Regions from separate parts of the Homo sapiens genome. Here all the other regions are linked to region 1. The links are chromatin contacts, found by Hi-C or POLR2A ChIA-PET in ENCODE. All regions are on one chromosome and are shown on one strand. Each heading gives the region's core, a stretch centred on a gene start or an enhancer-like site at or near the end of the contact. The rest is flanking DNA. Distances are from core to core; before and after follow the strand shown. Region 1 holds the start of CYP3A43 (cytochrome P450 family 3 subfamily A member 43). Region 2 holds the start of ZNF789 (zinc finger protein 789). Region 3 holds the start of PTCD1 (pentatricopeptide repeat domain 1). Region 4 overlaps ARPC1A (actin related protein 2/3 complex subunit 1A).

Evidence for each region. Hi-C counts contacts between places; a loop is a spot of excess contacts on that map. ChIA-PET counts read pairs that join two places held with the same protein, here RNA polymerase II (POLR2A). Pooled maps may share reads with other maps.
Region 2: a loop to region 1 is called in a map with no recorded cell type, with 3 times the contacts of the local background. The contact joins the promoter of ZNF789 here to the promoter of CYP3A43 in region 1. A Hi-C loop is called at or near these places in 1 of 168 maps with a recorded cell type or tissue (sciatic nerve), 4 of 37 single-sample maps with no recorded cell type and 9 of 50 pooled maps. POLR2A ChIA-PET finds 5 or more read pairs at or near these places in 2 of 52 experiments (MCF 10A and activated T-cell).
Region 3: a map with no recorded cell type shows a loop between it and region 1 (3-fold over the local background). The contact joins the promoter of PTCD1 here to the promoter of CYP3A43 in region 1. A Hi-C loop is called at or near these places in 1 of 168 maps with a recorded cell type or tissue (naive thymus-derived CD4-positive, alpha-beta T cell), 4 of 37 single-sample maps with no recorded cell type and 9 of 50 pooled maps. POLR2A ChIA-PET finds 5 or more read pairs at or near these places in 1 of 52 experiments (activated naive CD8-positive, alpha-beta T cell).
Region 4: a loop to region 1 is called in a map of CD4-positive, alpha-beta T cell, with 4 times the contacts of the local background. The contact joins the enhancer-like site here to the promoter of CYP3A43 in region 1. A Hi-C loop is called at or near these places in 3 of 168 maps with a recorded cell type or tissue (CD4-positive, alpha-beta T cell and naive thymus-derived CD4-positive, alpha-beta T cell), 2 of 37 single-sample maps with no recorded cell type and 9 of 50 pooled maps. POLR2A ChIA-PET finds 5 or more read pairs at or near these places in 3 of 52 experiments (CD4-positive, alpha-beta T cell, PC-9 and RWPE1).

The regions. Positions count from the first base shown.
Region 1 is chr7:99,825,504-99,830,100 of GRCh38, reverse strand. CYP3A43 (cytochrome P450 family 3 subfamily A member 43) reads right to left here and starts at 2,088. Exons shown (of 13, transcript NM_057095.3): 1 at 1,915-2,088. The coding sequence starts at 1,985.
Region 2 is chr7:99,470,690-99,474,862 of GRCh38, reverse strand. It overlaps ZNF789 (zinc finger protein 789), which reads right to left and starts at 1,973. Exons shown (of 5, transcript NM_213603.3): 1 at 1,807-1,973. RefSeq lists enhancers at 1,684-1,973, 2,264-2,353, 2,574-2,733.
Region 3 is chr7:99,436,323-99,440,592 of GRCh38, reverse strand. It overlaps PTCD1 (pentatricopeptide repeat domain 1), which reads left to right and starts at 1,795. Exons shown (of 8, transcript NM_015545.4): 1 at 1,795-1,901. All of the region lies in intron 2 of ATP5MF-PTCD1 (ATP5MF-PTCD1 readthrough), which reads left to right. It overlaps CPSF4 (cleavage and polyadenylation specific factor 4), which reads right to left and starts at 1,650. Exons shown (of 8, transcript NM_006693.4): 1 at 1,408-1,650. The coding sequence starts at 1,510. RefSeq lists a silencer at 1,356-1,655 and enhancers at 1,916-2,205, 3,502-4,027.
Region 4 is chr7:99,363,438-99,367,815 of GRCh38, reverse strand. It overlaps ARPC1A (actin related protein 2/3 complex subunit 1A), which reads right to left. Exons shown (of 10, transcript NM_006409.4): 9 at 4,183-4,273; 10 at 1,554-1,925. The coding sequence ends at 1,887. Among named protein-coding and RNA genes, the nearest start is that of ARPC1B, 9.1 kb to the left of the region's middle. RefSeq lists a silencer at 2,710-2,915. Within about 2 kb of position 2,100, at least 2 of the 41 ENCODE cell types and tissues checked have a DNase peak (open chromatin) inside an H3K27ac peak, as active enhancers do.

The DNA.
Region 1 (4,597 bases), core at 839-3,338:
GAGACAGGAGAACATAAGAGTTAGCTTGGTTCTGAAGACTTTCTGAGACCTTTCAATTTCCTTTGGTTCAAAGTCCTCAACATGCTTAAGTGCCATATTTTGGGGTTTCATTTTTGGAGCCCCAACTTTCCCCTGTCATAAACTTCCCTAGAAAATGTACATACTAAAGCTGAGTTGATGCTTGTGGAGAGGACAATTGAATTGGTAGCTGAGTCGCAAGGAATCACATTAAACCAGTATAAACCAGTCTCACATTCCTAGCAATGTCAATCCAGTTAAACAGCTGTGCCTCATTTCAGGAGGTGATGTTGCAGGTCTGCTGTCATGAAAGATAGGTCTGTATATGGTGCAGTTAAACAGGTACTTAATAAGAGGTCATTCTACCAAAGCAAAAGGAGACCAAAAGTTAATCATTTAGCAGACTAGTTTCTGAGTTCACAGGGCAGCCAGACAAAAAGATTTCTACATGTTGGTTTTGAAACAGCTCCAGTTGGAGTAGAGGTAGGCAATGGTGATCTGACAGATTTTTTTTCTCTCCTATAGCTCCTTAGGGCCAGATCTGAAAGACTTTAAGTTGTTGCAATTTCTCTGGAGTCTGCTCTATCACAAAGAATTCTGCAAAAATCACATTTCCTGCCTTTGTGGACCAAACCAATGTATTTCTTAAATGTATTTGATATCTCATGCCTCCCTAAAAGAATAAAACCAAGCTGCACCCTGACCACCTTGGGTACATGTTCTTAAGACCTCCTGAAGGCTGTGTCATGGGCCATGGTCACTCATATTTGGCCCAGAATAAATCTCTTCAAGTATTGTACAGAGTTTGGCTCTTTTTGTTGGCAGCATGTATTAACTCATTCTCTATTACAATTCCCCTGTCTTGATGAATGGGCTCTGTTGAGGCAGGGGGCAAGGTGAATCTCTTGGGTGGTTACAGTGAAAATCCATACAAAATTTTACATGCATATGTGCTGGAGGCCCACAATATATGAGACTAAAATAAGGACTGAATGAGTAAAGCTTAAATAGCATTGTAAGCTAAAAAGTAGGGAGTGGCTTCTGATAGGGAGTTTCTGACACAAGTTATGGGAAGGTGAAGGGAGAAAACACATGATGAACAAAGGTTATTTTATTGTGGAGATAAAGTCTCTCAGGTAGCAGTGCTCCAAAGAATAAGTATTATCAAACTTTTTCTCTTTTCCTGTGAATTAGTTTTCTGATTGATGAGATTATTTGGAGAGGCTCAAGACAATTGCATTCTTTTTGGAAGATCTTCCCTTAGTCAGATAAGAGAACTTCAGAGCAACCCTGCACTTCAGGAGGGAAAGAATGGGGGATGGGTAGACAGAAGAGGGTCAGAGATTCTGAAGACATTTGTGAAGTCTTTCAGTCTTCTTTAGTTCAAACTACTCAGTATGACAAAGTTTTATTTTTTTTTTTGAGACGGAGTCTTGCTCTGTCACCCAGGCTGGAATGCAGTGGTGCAATCTCCGCTCACTGAAACCTCTGCCTCCTGGGTTCAAGCGATTCTCCTGCCTCAGCCTCCCAAGTAGCTGGGATTACAGGTGTGTGCCACCATGCCTGACTAATTTTTGTATTTTTAGTAGAGAAGGGGTTTCACCATGTTGGTCTGGCTGGTCTTGAACTCCTGACCTTGTGATTGGCCTGCCTCCACCTCCCAAGTGCTGAGATTACAGGTGTGAGCCACCGCACCCAGACTAAATTTTACATTTTCAAATGTTGTATTAGGAGTCCTAACATATTAATAATATTTTATGTGTTCACAGTATTTGGCACTTAGGTAACTTCCCCTCCGTTATCTCTTTTATCTTCAAAACAAATAAGAAAAAGATGGGCCCAATTAGCACTTCAGGTCTTAGAGTTAAGAGCAAACATGCCTGCATAGTTACTCACATATAGAGGAGTACCAGGCTGGTAGCCACAAGAACCCATGTTTCCATGGCAAAGTTTGGAATGAGATCCATCACCAGTTTTCTTTTTCAGCTCTGTCTTCTGAGTTTTTCTTTCAGCTGTGTGCTGCTCTTTGCTGGGCTGTGCATATAGAGCTTTGTTTCTCTGCCCAGAGGTGATTTAGTTAATGTTAACAGCGATATTTATGTGCTGGAGAAGGAGGTGGGTCTACAGCGGCAGCCAGTAGAAAAGCCACTTATGCTACTCCTCATATGGAGGGATTTGGGTACCCTTTTCAAATTGACAATTGGCAAATAATTATGGCTGTCCTTATTTTGGCCTCCTTTGATTTCCTATTCTGTGAACAATCAGTAAACAAATCAGTCACTGCTATTGGTAAGCCCAAAGGTTATAGATTCTCAGGAACCTAAAGAAAAATACTTCTGCAAGAACATCTGCCCAGCAACTGCCTGTCCAACCTCAAACTGATGTCAGTCTTGTTATTGATCTTTATAGCCAAGGATAATCATTCCAAAACAAATATGTAATCCTTCTCATTATTTTTTTAAACTTTGTCTTACTTTACCTACCTGAATAAGCACATAGTTTACCTTGGCACGCATATTCCCATTGCAATGCTTTATTCCCAAATAAAAATAATTCTTTTTAGAAAGCCTATCTCTGTTTGTTATCTAGGTTGCCAAATCATGCCTCCAGGTAAACAGACAAGAAGGACTCCCTGTGCCTCAAAAGCAAAAACAAACCCAAGAGGCCATGGCAGGTTTAGGTGATGGTCATGTTCTCTGTGTTCTTAGTAAGTGTTGCAAAACCTATTTTTCTGTAGCCAAGTCAAATAACATTTTCTGAAAAAATCTGTACCTGGGAATTTTCCAACTGCTCACCAACAGATCATGTGGTAAGAACTAACTGACCACCTAGGAACAGCCAATTAAGAGACATGTGACTTGGGGCTTAAAGGCTGTCTAATCAAGACTCTTTTCTTCACTCCTCTGACTCCTCTATCCTGCTCTGTGGTTTTTGACTTTATAGCTCTCCACCTCCGAGGCTGCATCTCCTCAATCTGCAGACTGTGTTTTATAGAAAATGAAGCTCTCCCTCTGTCCTCCACAGATCCCACAATCTTTACTCATATTTCCTGGTGATGAGGAAGGGATCAAAATTGGCTCTCAAGATCCTCTCCCTTGTCATCTGGACTAATCAATGCATTGGCACCAGCAAGAGTCCTCTAAGCTCAGTTATCTTCCTGGCCTGGCTGTTTTGTGGAAAAATCAGTAAATCCTCTTACATCCAAGATCTCACATTTAGGATGAGGTCTTGAGGTCTTTATTTTTTTCAGGGAACCTGCCCTTCTGGCTCTATGGCTACCCACTTGTGGGGTATGCTTGCACTTGGAGGGGCATGCCCATGTTTCTTGGGGTGCATTCATGCTGCATCAAGCAAGTTCATGCCTCACAGGATACTCCATGCTTCAGTGTTGCAAGGACTATCGCATTTTATTTGCCCTTGAAGGGACCCCTTCCTAAGGTGAGGGCTATGCATAACCTAGGTCCTAAGGCCATGGTCTCTAAGGCCTGCCATCGGGTAATTCGGTGGCTCTGTCTCTGATCAATCACTATCAGGTACTCTGGCAGTTTTTCAAGTTTAAAATTTAAAGGTAAAGGCTCGACAGAAATGGATGTGAGAGATACACCTAAATTGAACTCCGAAGCATGCAATGAGGATAAGAGGAGTCTGGACTTCTCAAAGACAGTAAGAGGCTTTCTTTCAATCTGCATTTTTGAAAGTTTCAAACACAATTGGGACTTTGGCTGTGTTTTACTAGGAGACTAACCTGAAGAGTTAACCCATGTCTCAGAAAATCTGAAAAACTTGAAGACCCTAAAATGGAGAGTCCCATATCTTCCTGCTGCTGCACTTGCATTCTACCTCCACTTTTCCCTTTTTACCATCACTGTCTTTGTCTGGAACATTGCAGGGACCTGGCAACTTGGTACCAGCAGGGGCCATTGAGCCCCTGGCTCCTTCATGATGATTGAAAACTGGGTGGGTCTCTCATGAGTTTTGGACTTCCCACTTGATTGACAGCTGTCAGTTTTGTTCAGCTAGTTGTTCTTACCCCTGGATAAAAGGGGGTGAAAGAAAGTCTCTTTCTTTGAGACTTACTGTTTCTCAAGAAGGGGGAATCACTCTGTATTTCTCCTCCATAAACATATGAATGAATATGTATGCTATTTCTCCCATTAATCTCCTTTGTGGGTGATTTTTTTTGTTGTTAACAAACCTTCAGAGGAGAAAGGACAAACATTTTTCTTGGCCTCAGCAGTTCTGTCCCTATGAGCAGGATACCAAAGCCACTCTGTTCTTTCAGAAGCCTCAGTGAAGGGAGCCCAAGCACTTGTAAGTCAGCAGAAAAGTAAGAATTTCTTTTTTTTTCTTTTTCTTTTTTTGACAGAGTCTCATTTTATTACCCAGGCTGGAATGTAGTGGTGTGATCTTGGCTCACTGCAATCTCCGCCTCCTGGGCTCAAGTGATCCTTCTATCTCAGTCTCCCAAGTAGCTGGGACTACAGGCACATGCCTCCATGTCTGGCTGAGAAAAGTAAGAATTTCTTTCCAGACAAGCTCCTGGCCTTTCTTTCTGGGAGATCCACTTGGGCAGATGTTA
Region 2 (4,173 bases), core at 724-3,223, 360 kb after region 1:
CAAGAGTGCACCACCACGCCCAGTTGTTTGTAGTTCTTTTGTAGGTGGGGCCTTGCTATGTTGCCCAGGGTGGACCCTCTGCCTTTTAAGCAAAGAGGTACACTCTAAAAACTATCCTGATCAATGGCTCCAAGGCTGGAGCAAAGGCCTCATCCCTTTCATTCTCTACACCAAACTTGTCCAAACCTCAGCCTGTGGACCGCATATGGCCCAGGACGACTTTGAATCCAACCCAACACAAATTCGTAAACTTTCTTTTTTTTTTTTTTGAGGTGGAGTCTCGCTCTGTCGCCCAGGCTGGAGTGCAGTGGCGCGATCTCGGCTCACTGCAAGCTCCGCCTCCCGGGTTCACGCCATTCTCCTGCCTCAGCTTCCCGAGTAGCTGGGACTACAGGCGCCCGCCACCACGCCCCGCTAATTTTTTGTATTTTTAGTAGAGACGGGGTTTCACCGTGTTAGCCAGGATGGTCTTGATCTCCTGACCTCGTGATCCTCCCGCCTTGGCCTCCCAAAGTGCTGGGATTACAGGCGTGAGCCACCGCGCCCGGCTCGTAAACTTTCTTAAAACCTTATGAAATTGTTTTGCGATTTTTTTTTAGCTCATGAGCTATTTTTAGTGTTTGTGTATTTTATGTGTAGTCCAAGACAATTCTTCTTCCAATGTGGCCCAGGGAAGCCAAGAGATTGGACACCCCTGCACTATATTTACTGAATGTGTTTGTGAAGGCTGTGCATCTGAATGTCAGACTTGCTAATGAAAAATTAAATGGAGTCCATGTTTTGGGTACGGCCCTAGGCCAACCACCCACAGCCATGTAAGGCATTTAAAATACATTGATTTCTCCCTTGAGTTCAGGAGTTGGAGACTGCAATGAGCTATGATGGCACCACTACACTCCACCCTGGGTGACAGAGCAAGACCCTGTCTCTCTTAAAAACAACAGGCCGGGCGTGGTGGCTCACACCTGTAAATCCCAGCACTTTGGGAGGCCGAGGCGGGCGGATCATGAGGTCAGGAGTTCAAGACCAGCCTGGCCAACATAGTGAAACCCAGTCTCCACTAAAAATACAAAAATTAGCCGGGCATGGTGGCGCGTGCCTGTAGTCCCCGCTACTCGAGAGGCTGAGGCAGGAGAATCGCTTGAACCCGGGAGTTGGAGGTTGCAGTGAGTCGAGATTGGCCCATTGTACTCCAAACTGGGCAACAGAGTAACACTTCGTCTCAAACACAACAGCAACAACAATTCCTTATTTCCCTGAAAAGTGTGCGCTGACCAGGAAAGAAGCTTTTTTCTCGTCCGCATGATAAACTGAACCAATCAGCTACAGATGCGAGGCTGATCCAGCTCGACTTACCCTAGAAGGAATGCAAGTTGATAATGGCCAATTACAATCAAGATCACTGCACTTCCTCATTTAGCTTTCCAAGCTGCCATTGGAACAATTTGCCAGCTGTTCCTCTGCATGCACAATAAACTCTTAAAACTTTAACTGGAGGGGACTGTTAACTTTTGACAAAATCCAAAATGCCGCTTCACAATCACGTGAACACCTTCCACTAACAACCACGGCTCATCTCCCACTCTAACAAAACCAAGTCCAGGCGTTCACCATCCATTCATTCTTCGGACTTTGCTCCTCTCGCTGCCGAAGACTTGACACCGCCAAAAATACTCAAAAGCTGGTGCCACAGGCCCCGAGAGCCGCCGCACAAACCCGGAGCGTCCCCTGCGAGCCGGGGGTGTGCGCAGTGGCCTACCCCCCGCACCCACGCCCCCCACAACACTCGTTTCCTTCTCCCCAAACCTGCTGACGGCTCCGAATCTCCGCCAAGCCGCCTCCACCAGGGGCTGGGCTCTCCTCTCGGGGTTCCCGGGCCTGACCCGAGGTCTGTCTGGTCCGCGCCCCTCGGCGAATCACCCCTTACCGGAGGAACAGACACAACCACTCTGGCAGCCTCAGAGCCTCTCGCTGGCTCCACCTGCGCGCGCCGAGCGAAGCGTCCCAGCCAGCGGCCCCTCTAGGACCGCGGAGGCTTCACGACTCTCTTGTCAGACAAAGAGAGTGGCGCCCGCGCGAGTGGGCCCGAACCAATCAACGGCCGCCCTCCCCGCCCAGGCCAATCAACGGCCGGAGACAGCACCGAGAGAGTCACGTGATGGACAGGGCCCCGCCCCTCCTGTTTAATCGTAACATAATTTAGAATTATTCTATGATTCAAGAGCGACACAATTCGTTTCTTTGGCTGTGTGTTTGTGGAGGGGAGTAAGGTTATCAGATAAAAGAAGAAAAATGGGCCAGGCGCGGTGGCTTACGCCTGTAATCCCAGCACTTTGGGAGGCAGAGGCCGGCGGATCAGGTCAAGAGATTTAGATCATCCTGGCCAACATGGTGAAACCCCTTCTCTACTAAAAATACAAAAAAATTGCCGGGCGCGGTGGCTCACGCCTGTAATCCCAGCACTCTGGGAGGCCGAGGCGGGTGGATCACCTGAGGTCGGGAGTTCGATACCAGCCTGACCAACAATGGAGAAACCCGTCTCTACTAAAAATACAAATAAAATTAGCCGGGCATGGTGGTGCCTGCCTGTAACCCCGGCTACTCGGGAGGCTGAGGCAGGAGAAGCGCTTGAACCCGGGAGGCGGAGGTTGCGGTGAGCCGAGATTGCGCCACCGCACTCCAGCCTGGGTGACAGAGCGAGACTCCGTCTCAAAAAAAAAAAAAAAAAAAAAAAAATTAGCTGGGCATGGTGGCGGCGTGCCTGTAGTGCCAGCTACTCGGGAGGCTGAGGCAGGAGAATCACTTGAACTCGGGAGGCGGAGCTTGCAGTGAGCCGAGATCCCACCACTGCACTCCAGACTGGCGACAGAGCGAGACTCTGTCTCAAAAAAAAAAAAAAGAATATTAGATCTTAATTAAAAGGATAATTGTGTGGCTTATGTAAATTACCCCCAAAATACAGTTTTAATGTGAGTAAGGGGTTAATTTTTTTTCTTTTTTTTTTGAGACAGTCTCGCTCTCGCCCAGGCTGGAGTGCAGTGGCGCGATCTCGGCTCACTGCAAGCTCCGCCTCCCGGGTTCACGCCATTCTCCTGCGTCAGCCTCCTGAGTAGCTGGGACTACAGGCGCCCGCTACCACTCCCGGCTAATTTTTTTTGTGTGTGTGTTTTTAGTAGAGACGGGGTTTCACCATTTTGGCCAGGCTGGTCTCGAACTCCTGACCTCAAGTGATCCGCCTGCCTTGGCCTCCCAAGTTTTGTTTGTTTTTTATTTCTTCTAAACAAAACAAAACAAACAGGATACACGTGCAGAACGTGCAGGTTTGTTACATGTGCCATGGTGGTTTGCTGCACCTATTGACCCATCCTCTAAGTTCCCTCCCCTTACCCCCGACTCCCCAAAAGGCCCAGGTGTGTGTTGTTCCCCTCTCTGTGTCCATGCGTTCTCAATATTCAATTCCCACTTATGAATGAGAACATGCTGTGTTTGGTTTTCTGTTCCTGTGTTAGTTTGCTGAGGCTGATGGCCACCAGCTTCATCCATGTCCCTGCAAAGGACAGGATCTCATTCCTTTTTGTGGCTGCTTAGTATTCCATGGTGTATTTGTACCACATTTTCTTTATCCAGTCTACCACTGATGGGCATTTGGGTTGGTTCCATGTCTTTGCTATTGTAAATAGTGTTGCAATAAACATATGTGTGTTGGCTGAGTGCAGTGGCTCACGCCTGCAATTCCAGCACTTTGGGAGGTCAAGGCAGGCAGATTACCTGAGATCAGGAGTTCGAGACCAGCCTGGCCAACATGGTGAAACCCCGTCACTACTAAAAATACAAAAATTAGCCGGGCTCGGTGGCAGGAGTATGTAATCCCAGCTACTCGGGAGGCTGAGGCAGGAGAATCGCTTGAACCCAGGAGGCGGAGGTGGCAGGGAGCCGAGATTGTGCCATTGTACTCCAGCCTGGGTGACAGAGTGAGACTCTGTCTCATAAATAAATAAATAAAATAAAATAAAAAATAAAAGAGATGGGGTCTTGCTATGTTGCCCAGGCTGGTCTCAAACTCCTGGGCTCAAACGATCCTCCCATCTCGACCTCCCAAAGTTCTGGGATTACAGGCATGAGCCATCGCACCTGGCTCCTGTTGGCTTTAACAGAAAACAGGAACACTCAGTA
Region 3 (4,270 bases), core at 546-3,045, 390 kb after region 1:
TTGAGCCCAGGAGTTCAAGACCAACCCTGGGAAACATGATGAAATAGTGTCTCTACCAAGAAATACACACAAAAAAATTTGCCAGGCGTGTTGGTGCATGCCTGTGGTCCCAGCTACTTGGGAGACTGAGGTGGGAGGATTGCTGGAGCCTGGGAAGTCGAGGCTGCATTGAGCCATGATTGCGTCACTGCACCCAGCCTGGGCGACAGAGGGGCCCCTGTCTCAAAAGCAAACAAACAACAACAACAAAAACACATAAAGGGACAGACTCAGAGGTCACATGTGCATGAGAAGGTGTGACCGCCTGAGGGGAGTGAGGCTGCTGGGAGCGGTGGGAGACCCCGCTGGTAGTTGTGGGCGACAGCACACAACACTGGAGAGCTTGCCCGCCTCTGCTATGCACTGAGTGATTGTCAGCAAGTCCCTTCCCCCGCTTGGGTCTCAGTTTCCCCATCTGTGGATTGAACTCAGTGACTTCCACAAGCCCCCAAACTTTAAGGTTATAGCATTAGATTTCAAGTATGTCCAGATAGGAAAGAAGACACAAAGAAAACTACTGGTTTCTTTTAAAGTACAAGATATCCCACCGAGTAGGAGGTGGGAAGCCAGGAGCCACCATATGAAGGGGAGCAGTGAAGGGAGTTCAGGCCAAGGGTCCACACCAGCTGCTGGGTGTGATGAATAACTCAGAGTTGGGGTCCAGAAAAAAGTAGGGACGGGCCAAAAACTAGGGATGAGCTCCCAGGAGAGTGAGTCCTAGAAGGGAGTTTGAGAGTCTAGCTGGGGTCTCCTACAGAAAGGTGGTCCTTCCCTCAGCACATCTCCTCCAACCGCCTAGTTTTGATGAAATCAAGAAGAGACGCTCAACGTAGCGGGTGTGATATCCTAGTACTCTCCTGCAGTTGGGAGAGTGTTGAGGGAGAGTTCCAATCCAGGATAACCCACCCTTATTCAAGAATTAAGCGAACAGACAAGGTCTACCCTCCTACAGATTACCTTTGAACAGCCGCAGAGGGCCAAAGATCCGAGGCAGTGAACTCCTGAGTCCGAGTGAGGGTAAAAGGAGTCCCCAGACGGTGGAAATGGGGGCCTGGGAGTCAGGAGTCCTGAAACCAAGGGGAGCGTCCCGGGATCCAGAAGAGGAGGTCTCAGGATGGAGTGGGAAGAGTCTCGGGACCACAGATGAGGGAGTTCGGTAACTAAAGGGGAGGATCCCAGGACCCGGAGGAGGTGGGAGGGACTCTCAAGACCTAGAGGGAGGAGTCCTGCGACCAAAGGGGAGGGGTCCCAGGATCCAGAGGAAGCCGGGGGAGGTCTCAGGACCGAGGCGAGGGAGTCCCGGGATCACAGAGGAGCGGGTCCCGGGTTCGAGTCGCTCTTGCCCTCCCGCCCGGGCCCCGCGCTCACTGTCCATGCCGGGGAAGGGCAGCGGCTGCGCCCCCAGCTGCTGCTCCACCGCGATCTCCAAGTCAAACTTGATGTGGTCCACGCTGGCGATGATTTCCTGCATGGCGGCGGCGGCGGCCCCACCGGCCCGGCTCCCCCTCGGTCTCCTGCAGCCTTCTCGCCTTTACCCGCCGCCGGCCCCGCCGCACACACTCCTCCTTCGCTTCGCCTCGCCGCCGCCGCCGCCGCCGCCCGAGGGATGCCGGGAGCGCCCGGAGCCCGCGCCGGCCCTTGCGCCTGTCCAGGCACTGCCAATCGAGACTCCGCCGTTCCGCTAGTCCCAGCTAGCCGCCAGCCGAACACCGGCCTCGCCAGAAACCTGAAACCAGCCGCGTGAGTCGGCGACGCGGATTGCGCCTGCGCGCTTGGGGAGAGGGGGACCCGAGGAAGAGACTGGTTCGCCGCGGGGACCGGGCAGGGCTCCCCGTCGGAGTGCACTGCGCCGGACACTTCAAGTGAGTTCCTGTGTGATCCTCGCAGGAGCCCCGGGACCCGGGCCAAGACACGCCAGAGGGGAAGGAAGTGCCCGAGCCGGGATTGGAGCCGGGGGCGTCTGAGGAGGGAAACTGAGGCTGCAGAAGTCCGTGTGGAGAGGGGTCGGCGTTGGCCTGAGGGTCCGGGTGGGCCTCTGAGGAGGGGCGGGTCTCTCCGAGGAAGGACGGCCGCAGCGTGTCTCTAATTCAGGGTTTTTTCTCGCTCTGTGGCCCAGGCTGGAGTACAGGGGTACGATCATAGCTCACTGCAGTCAACTTCTCAGACTCAAGCGATCCTCCCACCTCAGCCTCCCGAGTAGCTGGAACTACAGACGCTGCACCACCACACTTGGCTAATTTTTAAAATTTTATTTTTAATTTTTGTAGAGACGGCGGGGTTGGGGGGGCGGGTGGCGGGTCTTGCTATGTTGCCCAGGCTGGTCTCGAACTCCTGGCCCCAAGCCCAAAGCGATCCTCCTGCCTGGGCCTCCCAAAGTGCTGGAATTGCAGGCATGAGCCACTATACAGCCTAATTCAGGGTTTTTTTTAACCAGGGTGGGGTAATGAGCTTGTGTAGGAACAAAATGCACCCCTATTTTTCTCTATGTGAAGTATAGCATTTCCTTTCCTGATTGCTGGAGCAGCCTTAGCAGTGCCTGAAACTGTGAGGGTGAGTGTAAATGATAGTTCCAGATAACAGTTTGTGCAGGGCCAGGCATGGTGGCTCACACCTGTAACCTCAGCACTTTGGGAGTCTGAGGCGAGAGGATCACGTGAGGTCAGGAGTTCGAGACCAGCCTGGACAGGATGGCAAAACCCCGTCCCTACTGAAAATATAAAAATTGGCCTGGAGTAGTGGCGCGTTCCTGTAATCCCAGCTACTTGGGAGGCTGAGGCATGAGCATGGCTTAAACCCGGGAGGCAGAGGTTGCATTGAGCCGAGATTGTACCACCCCACTCCAGCCTGGTGACAGAGTGAGACGCAAAAAAACCCAGTTTGTGCAGCAACTACAAGGTGGTATCTTAAGCTGTCACTTACATTTATTACTGCTTTGAAATTATGATAGAGTCGGCCGGGCGCGGTGGCTCACGGCTGTAATCCCAGCACTTCGGGAGGCCGAGGCGGGCGGATCACAAGGTCAAAAGATCCAGACCATCCTGGCCAACATGGTGAAACCCTGTCTCTACTAAAAATACAAAAATTAGCTGGGCTTGGTGGCATGCGTCTGTAGTCCCAGCTCCAGGGGAGGCTGAGGCAGGAGAATCGCTTGAATCCGGGAGGCGGAAATTGCAGTGAGCCGAGGTCACGCCTGAGGACAGAGTGAGAGACTGTCTCAAAAAAAAAAAAAGAAAAGAAAAGAAATTATGATAGGGTCTTGTTATTTCATGCATTGAAAATAAGCATCTATACTAGTATAGCAGAAATTTGTTTTTAAAGCATTTTGATGCCATTTCAATATCATTGCTTTTTGTTTTGTAATTCTGTGTATTGTAATTAATGCACGTAAGGCAGGGCATGGAGGCTTACGCCTGCAATCCCAACACTTTGGGAGGCCAAGGCTGGAGGATTGCTTGAGGCCAGGAGTTCTAGACCAGCCTGGCAACATAGGGAGACTCCATCTCTACAAAAAAATACAAAAAATTAGACAGGTATGGTGGTGTGCACCAGTAGTGCTAGTTAATTGAGAGGCTGAGGTAGGAGGATCACTTGAGCCCAGGAGTTGGAGGTTGCAGTGATTGTGCATTTGCACTCCACTGTGCCATCGCACTCCAGCCTGGGCAACATGAAGACCCCATTCCACAAAAAAGAAAATTACATAAACACCATGCTTGTAAGAAGGAGTGGCAGGGCTTGCCAGATGCAGAATGATAAAGGCCCCCTGCACTAGTTTCACAAAAGGTGCTGGTCAGGACAATCATCAATGCGTTACATGGACCTGAGTTCAAAGCCAGCCCAGCCCAAGCTGGCCAGTCTCACCCACTGCACTGCTGCAGGACCCCAGCAAGTCTCTCCCCTTGCTGGGCCTAGTTTTTTGTTTGTTGTTGTTGTTGTTGTTTTGAGATGGAGTCTTGCTCTGTCGCTCAGGCTGGAGTGCAATGGCGCGATCTTGGCTCACTGCAACCTCTGCCTCCCACGTTCAAGTGATTCTCCTGCCTCAGCCTCCCAAGTAGCTGGGATTACAGGGGCACGCTGTCACGCCCAGCTAATTTTTATATTTTCGGCAGAGATAGGGTTCACCACGTCAGGCTGGTCTCGAACTCCTGACCTGAGGGGATCCACCCACCTTGGCCTCCCAAAGTGCTGGGATTACAGGCGTGAGCCACCGCTCCTGACCTACTGGGCCTAGTTT
Region 4 (4,378 bases), core at 851-3,350, 460 kb after region 1:
TTTTTTGAGACGGAATTCCACTCTTGTTGCCCAGGCTGGAGTGCAATGACATGATCTCGGCTCACCACAACCTCTGCCTCCTGGGTTCAAGTGATTCTGCTGCCTCAGCCTCCCAAGTAGCTGGGATTACAGGCACGCACCACCATGCCTGGCTAATTTTGTATTTTTAATAGGGATGGGGTTTCCCCATGTTGGTCAGGCTGGTCTCAAACTCTGGACCTCAGGTGATCTGCCCGCCTCGGCCTCCCAAAGTGTTGGGATTACAGGCGTGAGCCACCGCGTCCGGCTAAAAGAGAAATCTTCAGCTAATTCCTGCTTTATGGCCAGTTTTTGTCTACCCTCACGGAGCCTTGCCAATGCACTATGCATACAAACGTGTACACAAAGGAGCTCCTGCCACTGGGGGCCCAGAGACGACACTATAGGGACCAGGCAGGGCCATGAGGCCAGCACCCCTGGTGCTAGGTAGGATTCCCTCTTGGAGTGAGGGCTCTTCCCATGAGTCACAAGAGGGCCAAATTACCTTCTCTCGAGCACATCATGATGTGCCTTGGGAAGCACTGTTACCAGCATTCTAGAAGGGAGCCGTGAGATCAAGGATGTGGCCAGGCTCCGGCTACTCTTTACTTATTTTGCTTTTCATTTATACTTGTACCTCTTAAGATTCTCTGCCATGGAATGTCAAACTTTACGTCTCATCATGATGAAAGTAGCTCAGTGTAGGCACAATCAACTCTAAGCCAAGATGCTGACTTTCCCCTTTCCCGCCCCCTTGCACACCCCCCACAGCGTACCCTTGGCAGGTGCACTGCTAACAGTGGGCTGCCATGCTGTGGGCACCGGGCCCCAGGGCCTCCCAGGGCAGGCTCCCATTCGGGCTTGGCTGCTCAGTGGAGGTGGGCTTCTCTGTTGCTCACATGCAAGACGGGAACGGTGTACCTCTGACAGGGCTTGGCTGTGTGTCCCTTCCAAATCTCACGCTGAAATGCGATCCTCAGTGTTGGGGTGGGGCCTGGTGGGCGGTGTTTGGGTCATGGGGCGGATCCCTCATGAATGGCTTGGTGCCCCCTGGCAGGAATGAGTGTGTTCTCACTCTATGACCTGGTTGTTTCAAGGAGCCTGGTCCTCCCCACTCTCTCTTGCATCCTCTCCCGCCATGGGACACGCCTGCTTCCCCTTCGCCTTCTGCCATGAGTAAAACCTTCCTGAGGCTTCCCCAAAAGCAGACGCAGGCACCATGCTTCTTGTCCAACCGGCAGAACCGTGTGCCAAATAAATCTTTTTTCTTAAACAAATTACCCAGCCTCAGGTATTCCTTTATTGCAACACAAAACAGACCGACACAACCTACTTTGCAGAAGTATTGCAATGTTCAGAAACGGTTCTCTCTCACCCCTCACTAAATGGTGCTTTTTGGTTCAAGGTTGTATAGAATGGTACAATTTAAGAAACCAAGGATCTAAGATTTTGCCTAAAAAAAACTGAATCGAATGAAGAATTCGCTCATATTTTTCTACTAAAAATTGAAATACTACAAGGAAACAAAACCAAAACCACATTCAGTTCTTTTATTTAATTTTCTAGTGGACAATTTACATATCTCCCTCACCCTGTCTTTTAAGTTAGTGTGACAATTTTCCATAATAAACTACTTAAAGAGAAGCTTTGGTCAAGAATGGAATGAAATCGCAAAAAAACAAACAAAAAAATTACTGCCTTAAAAAAACCAACACTTTCACCAATTTTATATTCAAACAAAACCACACGGCATTGGCGTGATATGTGTTTTCAGTGTTTCCTTGGGGCTGGCTTCCTCGCCATCGTGCCACGGCACAGCTGCGGTCGGCCACAGTTTGTCATGCTGGATGGCGGAGGCTCACTCAGCTTCACATTATCCGGAGGCCCTGGATGGAAGACTCGAGGGTCTTGGAAAAGGTGGGAAGAGCACTGATGTCACTGAGGAGTGTCTACCCCGAGGTAGGTATGACACCACTCCCTCTTCCTCAGGGAAGGTTCTGCCTGTCCCCACCCTGAACCTGGCCCTGCCCCACCTGAAACAGGATCTCCCAGGACTCACCCCGCAGAGACACTCCAGGCCGGGGCTCCCCCTGCTGGCTCCTCCAGGCCAGGTGTGCCTTTTCCCCACTGCCACACACACAGGCTCTGGGCACACTCCTCACTCCTCTTTTTTTTTTTTTTTAAAGATAGGGTCTTGCTCTGTTGCCCCAGGCTGGAGTGCAGTGGTGTGACCACAGCTCACTGCAGCCTCCAACTCCTGGGCTCAAGTGATCCTCCTGCCTCAGCTTCTCAAGTAGCTGCAACTAAAGGCATGCGTCACTGCACCTGGTTTTTAAAAATATATATATGTATATTTTTAAATAGAGACAGGATCTCACTGTGTTGCCCAGGCTGGTCTCGAACTCCTGTGCTCAAGACAGGAAAGCAGTGAGGAGAAACGAGCCTCAGCTTCCCAAAGTGCTGGGATTACAGGAGTGGGTCAGTGCGCCTGGCTGCACCTGGCTTTTTTATAGAGATGGGGTCACGCTATGTTGCCCAAACTGGTCTCAAAACTCCTGGCCTCAAGCGATTCTCCCACCTCGGCCTCCCAAAGTGCTGGGAAGACAGGCATGAGCCACTGCGCCTGGCTACCTAGAGCTCTTTTTTCTAGCTCCATCTGTGCTTCCGGAGGACCACAGCACGGGCAGCGCCTCAGAGGCAGTGTGCGCTCTCTGAAGCCCAGGGCTGCCCTGGGTGTGCTGCACTTGCAGCCGAGGATGCTCGCCTGTGTCTTCTCAACTCACAGTCCCTCCCTCCAAAACCCATCGCAACTCAGGATGCCGCTCAGGTGCAACCTGTTCCCTGCAGTCCACGCATCCCCCTAGATTCCTCTGTGTGAAAACAGAGGCACTGGCTTCTCTTCTGAGCTCTGCCGAATCCCCTACCCAGCCCCCGTATCCACCTCTCTCTTCTACCAGACAGGCTCATTCAGATTGGATATTCTCAGTGCTCAGCATCATGCATGGCACCCAGGAGATATGTACTAAATGTTTATTAAATTAATTAGTGTCAGCTATAAATATATATCTATATAGTTAAACCTGGGCTGGTGTCCAATAGGGCCTGTTTCCAAAACAGCACTCCATTTTTCCTCAATGAATAAATGGACATCTAGAAGTAAAAATTCCAGTTCACTGAGAATGTGCCGTTCTTCTGCGGATGACTTTTAGGTTTTAAAGAGATCTCTGGCTGGGCGCAGTGGCTCACGCCTGTAATCCTGGCACTTGGGGAGGCTGAGGCGGGTGGATCACCTGAGGTTGGGAGTTCGAGACCAGCATGTCCAACGTGGAGAAACCCCATCTCTACTAAAAACACAAAATTAGCTGGGCGTGGTGGCACATGTCTGTAATCCCAGCTACTTGGGAGGCTGAGGCAGGAGAATCGCTTGAACCCCAGAGGCGGAGGTTGTGGTGAGCCGAGATTCTGCCATTGCACTCCAGCCTGGGCAACAAGAGCGAAACTCTGTCTCAAAAAAAAAAAAAAAAAAAAAGAGAGAGATCTCCAAGGCTGGCATGGTGGCTCACGCCTGTAATCCCACCACTTTGGGAGGCCAAGGTGGGCAGATCACATGAGGCCAGGAGTTCAAGACCAGCTTGGCCAACATGGTGAAACCCCGTCTGTACTAAAAATACAAAACATAGCCGGGTGTTGTAGTGTGCTCCTGTAATCCCAACTACTTGGGAGACTGAGGCAGGAGAATCGCTCCAACCCGGGAGGCGGAGGTTGCAGTGAGCCAATATTGCACCGCTGCACTGCAGCCTGGGTGACAGAACAAGACTCCATCTCAAAAAGAAAGAAAAAAAAATGAGAGATTTCCAGTTTAATGTCTTACATTAGGACATTAAACTGTATACTAGATTTAACATTTTGTTTCAAGAAATGAGAAACATTCTTCTCATAAGAGTTTTGTAAAAATATTCACGGAGCATGGTGGTGCATGCCTGCTGTCCCAGCAGCTTGGGAGGCTGAGGTGGGAGGGCTGCTGGAGGCAAGGAGTTGGTGGCTGCAGTGAGCCATGATTGTGCCACTTACTCCAACCTGGGTGACAGAGAAGGAGCCTATCTCTTAAAAAAAAAAAAAAAAGTTTTAACACAAACAAAATTTGTTCTGTTAGGTAGAAAATACCTTGAAATCCCAAATTGTCATGGCTCCATCGATGCCAGTAGTGCAAAATTTGCGACAATCTTGCTTGTCCACCTCATAAATAGAGACTTGACTGAAAAAAAGCAAAGCAAAAGAGATCGTAAGGTATGTAGTGGAAGTGAACACAAACATTCCTGACTAATAGTGTAAGGGCAGCTTAAGGAAATGAATTATCTTC